Regions from separate parts of the Homo sapiens genome. Here region 2 is linked to region 1. The links are chromatin contacts, found by Hi-C or POLR2A ChIA-PET in ENCODE. All regions are on one chromosome and are shown on one strand. Each heading gives the region's core, a stretch centred on a gene start or an enhancer-like site at or near the end of the contact. The rest is flanking DNA. Distances are from core to core; before and after follow the strand shown.

Region 1 (3,701 bases), core at 881-3,380:
GAGCAAGGGCTGAAGGTGCAGAGCCTTGGACACCATCCTAAGGAGTGTGATTTTTTTTTTTTTTTGGTCCCTCAGTGCAATAGGAAGCCCTAGATGGGGCTCAGCAGAAAGTGACACATTCTGAGTTATATTTTAGGAAGTCACTTGGGCAGGAGGTGCAAGGGTAGAATCAGAGAGACCCATCAGGAGGGCACAGGTGCTGGTGGCCTGAATGAAGGGACTGGCAGAGAAACTGCTGTGATCTGGAGAATGCTGGATATGTGGCTCCAGGGCCCCAGAGGGAAGACCTCATACTCACCTCCACTTGGCACATGCAGAGGAGAGGGGAGCCTCTGGTGCCATACTCAGAAAGGCAGATGCTGGCAAAAGAAATCAAAGAAGAATGCCTCTCTGGACGCATGGACCTCTGAGTCCTGCCATACCTGGGCTTTGTCCAAGACTGAGGGAGCAAGCTGGACTGGGCAGGAGCAGGAGCAGGACAAGTCAGGGCCTTCCCCTCCTTCCATACAGCCAGCCATGGTCCTGAGGCAACCAGGGACCAGCACTTACACAGACCCTGCCTGGAGGTTCTGGTTTCCCCAGCCCAAGAAGCCAAGGTCATTCATGCCTTTGCTGACCTGTGGCCTCCCCATGGCCCTGTCCTAGTGCCCCAAGGCACTAGCCTCCAGCTTCCCAGGCCACATGTCCCAGGCTCCTTCATGCCCCACTGCAGTCTGTACCTGGCCCCCAGGGGCACCCATGCCTGCAGAGACTGCCCAAGTGGTGGATTATCAGCCTGGCTCTTCCCTCCTGCACCCTCAGCCCTGCAACAGAGGAGAGCTCTTCCCTAACCCTTGGCTGCAGGTTGGTTGTATAATTTGCAGTGGGCACAGGTATGTGGTTAGAGGGCCAGTGTGTCTGCTGCAAGCATAGGCCTGACAAGCCTTGCATGTTTCCACTGCTCTTTTGTATCTCTGCCATCATCAAAAGAAGAGTCTCCTGCCTGGGACCCAGGGTGAACCACCATGGAGTAAAATCAGCCCCGCCAACCCCTGAAGACCTACAGCCTGAACCTGCAGATCCACAAAACAAATGTCTATGACTGTCTGCTCCTGAGATTTTTGTAGTTCTTCATTGCTGACATACCTCTCTCCTTGCCTGCCATGTCTTTGAGATGGTGAGATGTCCGAGGGCCAGAACCACACTTATTTTTTAACTTGTTTCCCAAAAGCCTAGCACAGAGCAATTATTTAATAAACATCTCTCAAATGTAGAAAGGAATGCACAGGTGCACCACAAAACTATCTGAGTAACTGGATCAGCCTTCCGGGGATCCCCTGGCCCAAGGGTGATCATGGGAAGGACTGAAGACTACCGAGCAGGCCCCACGAGGACAGACACGCAGGCCCAGGGTTGGGCCAGCCCTCAAAATAGGCAAGTGAGCCAGGCAACAGCCCTGGGATTGTATTTCACTATCCCTCGACTGAGCTGGTGTCCTCAGCTCCCCTTTCATGTTTCAGAGACCAACAGCCCTTCTTACAGGCAATCCCCTGACAACCAGCTGGCTATTCTCTGCCCCAAACTGTACACGCCCTCTGAGGCCCGGGCTCTGGGGGAGGGACTCCAGATGCACATGCCAGTCTGGTGGGGTGGCAGCTATTCCAAGAGGGTCGCATAGGTCAAAAGCAAAAGGAGACCAGAAAACCAGGCCACGCCCTGCCAAGAAACAGAGGGAGGCTGGACATCCCAGCCCACCCAGACTCAGCATCTTCAGGTAGAGCAGAGAGGATGTCAGCACTCCTCAGGAGGCTGACGGCTCCCCAGCTAGGGTCTCCCATGGCCCAGGGGTCTATGGTGCAGAACATGGAACCTCTGAAAGGGGCAGGCTAAGTGGGACATAGGTGGGAAGGTGGAGCCTGCAGATGGCCAGCCATCCTCACCAGCTTCCTGGCTCAGGGGACCCAAGGCCACACATCCAGGGAGTGCAGGGAGCCCTCGGCTAAGGTCAGCAGCCAGCCCCAGCTCAGGGTGGGTGGGCACCGACTGGATGAGGGATAGCAGGGGCTCCTTCTTCCTTCCTGTGTCTTCTTGGATGTCTTTTTAGAGAAATACATCAGGAGATCAAAGGCCCTGCGTGTCCCTGGCCCCACGGCAGCCTGGGGGTCCCCAGGGAGCCGCAGGGGTTTTCTCTCCTGAGTTGCCTGGTGCCCTGGGCCTCTGCAGGGAGAGCACCATGTTCTGAAATTCAAGTGGACCTTGGCAATGAGGCAGTCTTGACTGAGATAGCCCCACTATTTTTGGAAACTAGATTAAAGGGAAGGCTTATAAATTACCTCTCTATCCATTGAAGGACAACTCCAGATCTTTTAAAGGAGGTTGCGAAACAAACCTTGACAGTTTCCTCCTGGTCTGGGACTCATATCTTTTTTAAGCAAATGAACAGCACCTTGTCTAAATCAGGATCCATAAAGACGCAGTTGGCTGCTGTTAGGAATTAGTCAGGTGGTTTTGTGCAATATACTTGCCCAGTCACGCTGGGACCCAGCGTGCCCCAAACACTGTCTTCTTAGCAAACGTAGAAAGCGGTTGCACTCAGCTGACCACCTTACACAGACCCGACTGAGAAACACATACACGATTCCACACTGGAAATAGGAACAGGTCCCTTTGCATTCAGTCTTGCCATAAAGGCGACATCTACCCATAGCCCTCGCCCCTCTGCAGAAATGCATTTAGCTGTCAGCATCCGTGGGCATCCAGTTCTACCCACTCACCAAGAACCTTGAGGTCATGCTGAACTCAGAAAAATATTTTCCCTTTTATTTTGGTTGGGTTTTGAGGCTGAGGTTCAGAAGCAGGGAACCAAATGACATAACGAAAGAGTAAGATCCAAGCTCATTTCCCAGGAGCCCTCAGTCCACATGGCAGATGTTCCAGGGATTAAGTCATCCACAGAAGAGTTATGAGAAAGGATATCACCCACTTTAAGAGCGGTACAATCCGTCCCACGGGGGCAAGCGTGGTAAGTGGAAATGAAGAGAGGGTTGACATTTCGATTTAAAGCTCCAGTAACTTGCAGGTAATGTTTCAAGGGTGTCTGGTGCACAGGAAACAAAGAGAGATGACTGAGGATGGAGATTAACCCCTTAGCCTCCACCACTCTTTTGGCCTTGACCTTCTCGGTTACAAAGAATGGCAGAAGGCACTACCAAAAAAGTGGGAGAGCGGTGTTTCCATGTCCTGTGGCCAAAGGCTGGGCTCCGTAACAAATAACTTACATGCAAGAACATCTTGCATGATGTATCTGTTCTTCATGTCTTCCATGTAATGAAACAAATACGCATTGAGCATTTAATCTGATCAAAAATAAGTATTGAGTTCCCATGTGAGGCTTAGTCCAGGTCATCAAAGGCTTATGAGTGGGACAAGGTACACCCAGTTAAACTAAGTGCAGAGTAATCAGAGGCAGCAAACCGGAAGAGCAAAGGGAAATTAGAGACAAACTGTCCAGGGGCTCTTGCCCAGGTGGCTCAGCCTCTTGCCTTCAGTTTGTTCATTTCTCAATTAAGAAATCAAAATTGGGGTGGGCATGGTGGCTCATGCCTGTAATCCCAGTACTTTGGGAAGCCGAGGCGGGCAGATCATTTGAAGCCAGAATTCAGGACCAGCCTGGGCAGCATTGCAAGACCTCGCCTATACAAAAAATAAAAATTACCCAGGTA
Region 2 (3,701 bases), core at 653-3,152, 110 kb after region 1:
ATATGTGCATATATATGTGTGTATATATAGGTATATATGTGAATATATAGGTATATATGTATATATAGATATATATGTGTATATATGTATATATAGATATATATGTATATATGTATATATAGATATATATGTATATATGTATATATAGATATATATGTATATATGTATATATAGATATATATGTATATATGTATATATAGGTATATATGTATATATAGATATATATGTATATATATGTATATATAGGTATATATGTATATATAGGTATATATGTATATATAGAGATATATGTATATATAGGTATATATGTATATATAGAGATATATGTATATATAGGTATATATGTATATATAGAGATATATGTATATATAGGTATATATGTATATATAGAGATATATGTATATATAGGTATATATGTATATATAGAGATATATGTATATATAGGTATATGTATATATAGGTATACGTGTATATATAGGTATATGTGTATATATAGGTATATGTGTATATATAGGTATATGTGTATATATAGGTATATGTGTATATATAGGTATATATGTGTATATATAGGTATATGGGTATATATAGGTATATATATGTGTATATAGGTATATGGGTATATATAGGTATATATATATGTATATATGTATATATATACGCACACACATAGATATACACCATATATCTGTGTATTAATCCTGTTTATATATAAATCATATATATGTATATACTATGTGTGTATGTATACATATGCATATATACAAATATACACCTGCTCATATACATATACACGCAAAGGCATATTTATGTGCTGTTTTTTTGTTTTGTGTTGTTTTGAGACGGAGTCTTGCTTTATCGCCCAGGCTGGAGTGCAATGGCGCCATCTCGGCTCAGTTTTTAATAGCAAAACATTGGAAACTTCTTAAATGCCCATCAGTAGGTGACAGTTTAAATCACAGGTCTGCAAGTGGGCCAGTGGGCCAAAACCCAGTCTAGGACCTATTTTGTGAATAAAGTTTTATTGGAACATAGCCACACCTGGTCATTTACGTCTTTGACCAATTTGGAGCTACAATAACAGAGTTGAGTGTTTGCAGCAATGACCATCTGACCCACAAAACCAAAAATATTTACTATCTGGCCATTTACAGGAAAAGTTTGTCGACGCCTAGGTTAAATTATGCTTCCTCTAAATGAAGCTATTAAACGATCCTGTAAGTCTGTAATTATGGCTACGAAAAGCCCATGATCTCTTAAAAAGTAAGAAAATTAGTTGGAAAATGTTAACACAATCCCATTTTTATCAAAGCAAAATGTATTCACCTGAACGTGCATACAAAAATGTGCATTGAAAACTATGTATCTTTCCTCTAGAAAGTTATGGGAGAAGGAAGATAATAGACGGTGTTTTTTCTTCCTTATATTTTCTTTTTGTGTTTGATTTTTAAATAATGAGTACACCTTAAAGTTCTTTTTATTGGGAGAAACAGTTGCTCACTTCCTCCACTCCCTAATAGCTGGTGAAAGGTGTCAGCTTTAGGAAGGGCTGTGTCAGGGAAATATCTTGGCTTCTGGGGTGTTGGGGCAACAAAGGGCCAGGAAAGACAGCCCCTCAGAGGAACAGACCCCAGTGACATCCTTGGGTGGGCCCCCGCCTGAGCAGCAACTTCTTCCAGCTCTGTCTCCCACTACAGCCTCTGCCCTTGGCATGGTCCAGAGCTGCGATGGCGAAAACTCATCACCAAGCATTGCCTCCGCTGCACCCAACCCAGCAGAAAAAGAGTCCAGAGAACATCCTGGTCCTGAGTCAGCCCCTGGCTTCAACCCACAGGACACCACAGGGCGCCACGGGACATGGCACAGCGCCAGATGCCAGGGATCCGAGGAGACAGAGCATGATGTCCAAACATGAATGGCTTATTTTTAGCAAAGTCCAGCCCTCACATCCTGGCCCTGCTCCAGGGTGAGCAACAACATTCCCTCTGACTCAGCTCCGCAAGCTGACTCGGTTTCAGAGGAACAAGGTAGTCTCTCCTTGCTGACGTTAGCGGCAGGCAGTCCTCCCCTTCAGGAAAAATCTGTACAGCAGTTCTGATTCCTTCTGGGACTGTGTGCTGGCTGCTTCCAGAAGAAACATAACTATTCCCTTCACAGTCTGGGCTTCGGAACTGGGTGCAGAAACTTCCACACTCCATCTCCTGGACTCCCATCTTCTAACCTTCCCGTGTGATTTCCAAGGAAACCAGATGGCTGCCTTCTCCCCCCTCTTCCTCTTCCTCCTGCACAATGAGCCGAGAGACCCAACCCTGCAGCTCTGGCCTGAAACTGGGGCCTGTTTCTCGGGGGTTTCTGTCTCTTCAATCAGTCCCCACACTGTGTCCAGCAGACTAGAGCAATGAAGGGAGGAATCATTTTCTTCCAGTAACGACACTAGAACCTATGTTCTGCTGTAATGAATGATACAGGTTTGCCAGGAAGACGTGTCATCAATGCCAATAAAACAAGGCAGAGTACAGATACCTCCAGAGATCTTGCCAGAGAGGCTCACAGCCCCGATAGGTTTGTGTATGTTTTGGGGTGGGGGAACATGAGAGAATGAGAGATTATTTTCCTTCTGGACGTTCTCAACATGCCTGAAATAGCAAGGACACAGCTGTCCCTCCCCAGTTGTCCCTGTGTGATTGGAATTGCAGGAGTCAGTTGTCTCAAAGCAAAGAAAGTGCAGAGCCTGCACGTATCCAGATCTTCCGAAAGACGAGGCCCTGTTCTCCTGGCCTGGCGCCTGGGTTTCTCATTTGCTCCTAGGTCTCTGGTATTGTGCCGCCTGCATCCCAGGCAACGCCAGCAACCCAAGCCCCGCTGAACAAGTCAAGACCTCTCTGGATGAGGTCAGGAGCTGGAGCTTCCCCTTATTTTGTTAGGAAGCACCATGCGTCAGCCTTTATTCACACCCTATAAAGTTGTAGCCTTTAAGGTTAGTCTCTTCCACACCTATAATTCTCCACCAGAGCAATTTGCTGCAGAGAAAGAGCCCTCCAGCAGGCAGTACCTGTGAGTCACGGCTTCTTCCTGGCCCCCGCCCGCCCTAAAGGAGTGGCTACTAACAGGCACCTTTGATCCTCAGGCTGCTCTGGGAGTTGGAAGAGTCGCGGAGGCTCACCTGTAGTCATAAGGTCAAGAGACTTGCCATGAGAAATAGTAACAGTAGCACCGCCTGGATCCCACCCCCGGTCTTCTCCTTTGGGCCTCTGTTCTTCCTCTAGGGGTTGGATCTTTCAGCTCTGCCATCTGCCTTTCATATCATCAGTTCTATTTTTGTTTTGTTTTTGTTTTTGTTTTTGTTTTTGTTTTTGAGATGAAGTCTTGCTCTTTTGCCCAGGCTGGAGTGCAGTGGCGTGATCTCGGCTCACTGCAACCTCTGCCTCCCGGGTTCAAGCAATTCTCCTGCCTTAGCCTCCCAAGTAGTTGGGACTACAGGCACCGCCAGGCTAATTTTTGTATTTTTGGTAGAGATCGGGTTTCACCATGTTGTCCAGGCTGGTCTTGAACTCCTGACCTCAAGTGATCCACCCGCCTCAGCCTCCCAAAGTGCTGGGGTTACAGGCGTGAGCCACCACGCCCAGCTTAGTTCTATTTTTGAGTGAACAACACTCTCCATTGGCAGGGAAAGGTCACCTTGGTATGTGGCCTCGCTTACGGAG

What was found. A loop is a pair of places that touch in the nucleus more often than their neighbours do. ChIA-PET counts read pairs that join two places held with the same protein, here RNA polymerase II (POLR2A). Pooled maps may share reads with other maps.
Region 2: a map of gastrocnemius medialis shows a loop between it and region 1 (15-fold over the local background). The contact joins two enhancer-like sites. A Hi-C loop is called at or near these places in 11 of 168 maps with a recorded cell type or tissue (Right ventricle myocardium inferior, endothelial cell of umbilical vein, gastrocnemius medialis and 4 more), 3 of 37 single-sample maps with no recorded cell type and 13 of 50 pooled maps. POLR2A ChIA-PET finds 5 or more read pairs at or near these places in 10 of 52 experiments (AG04449, H1, HepG2 and 7 more).

The regions. Positions count from the first base shown.
Region 1 is chr1:234,884,281-234,887,981 of GRCh38, forward strand. No RefSeq gene overlaps it. Among named protein-coding and RNA genes, the nearest start is that of LINC02971, 71 kb to the right of the region's middle. Within about 2 kb of position 2,131, at least 12 of the 41 ENCODE cell types and tissues checked have a DNase peak (open chromatin) inside an H3K27ac peak, as active enhancers do; they include gastrocnemius medialis, heart left ventricle, heart right ventricle and 1 more, where a contact is called at or near this core.
Region 2 is chr1:234,995,549-234,999,249 of GRCh38, forward strand. No RefSeq gene overlaps it. Among named protein-coding and RNA genes, the nearest start is that of LINC03108, 17 kb to the left of the region's middle. RefSeq lists an enhancer at 2,389-3,588. Within about 2 kb of position 1,903, at least 33 of the 41 ENCODE cell types and tissues checked have a DNase peak (open chromatin) inside an H3K27ac peak, as active enhancers do; they include gastrocnemius medialis, heart left ventricle, heart right ventricle and 1 more, where a contact is called at or near this core.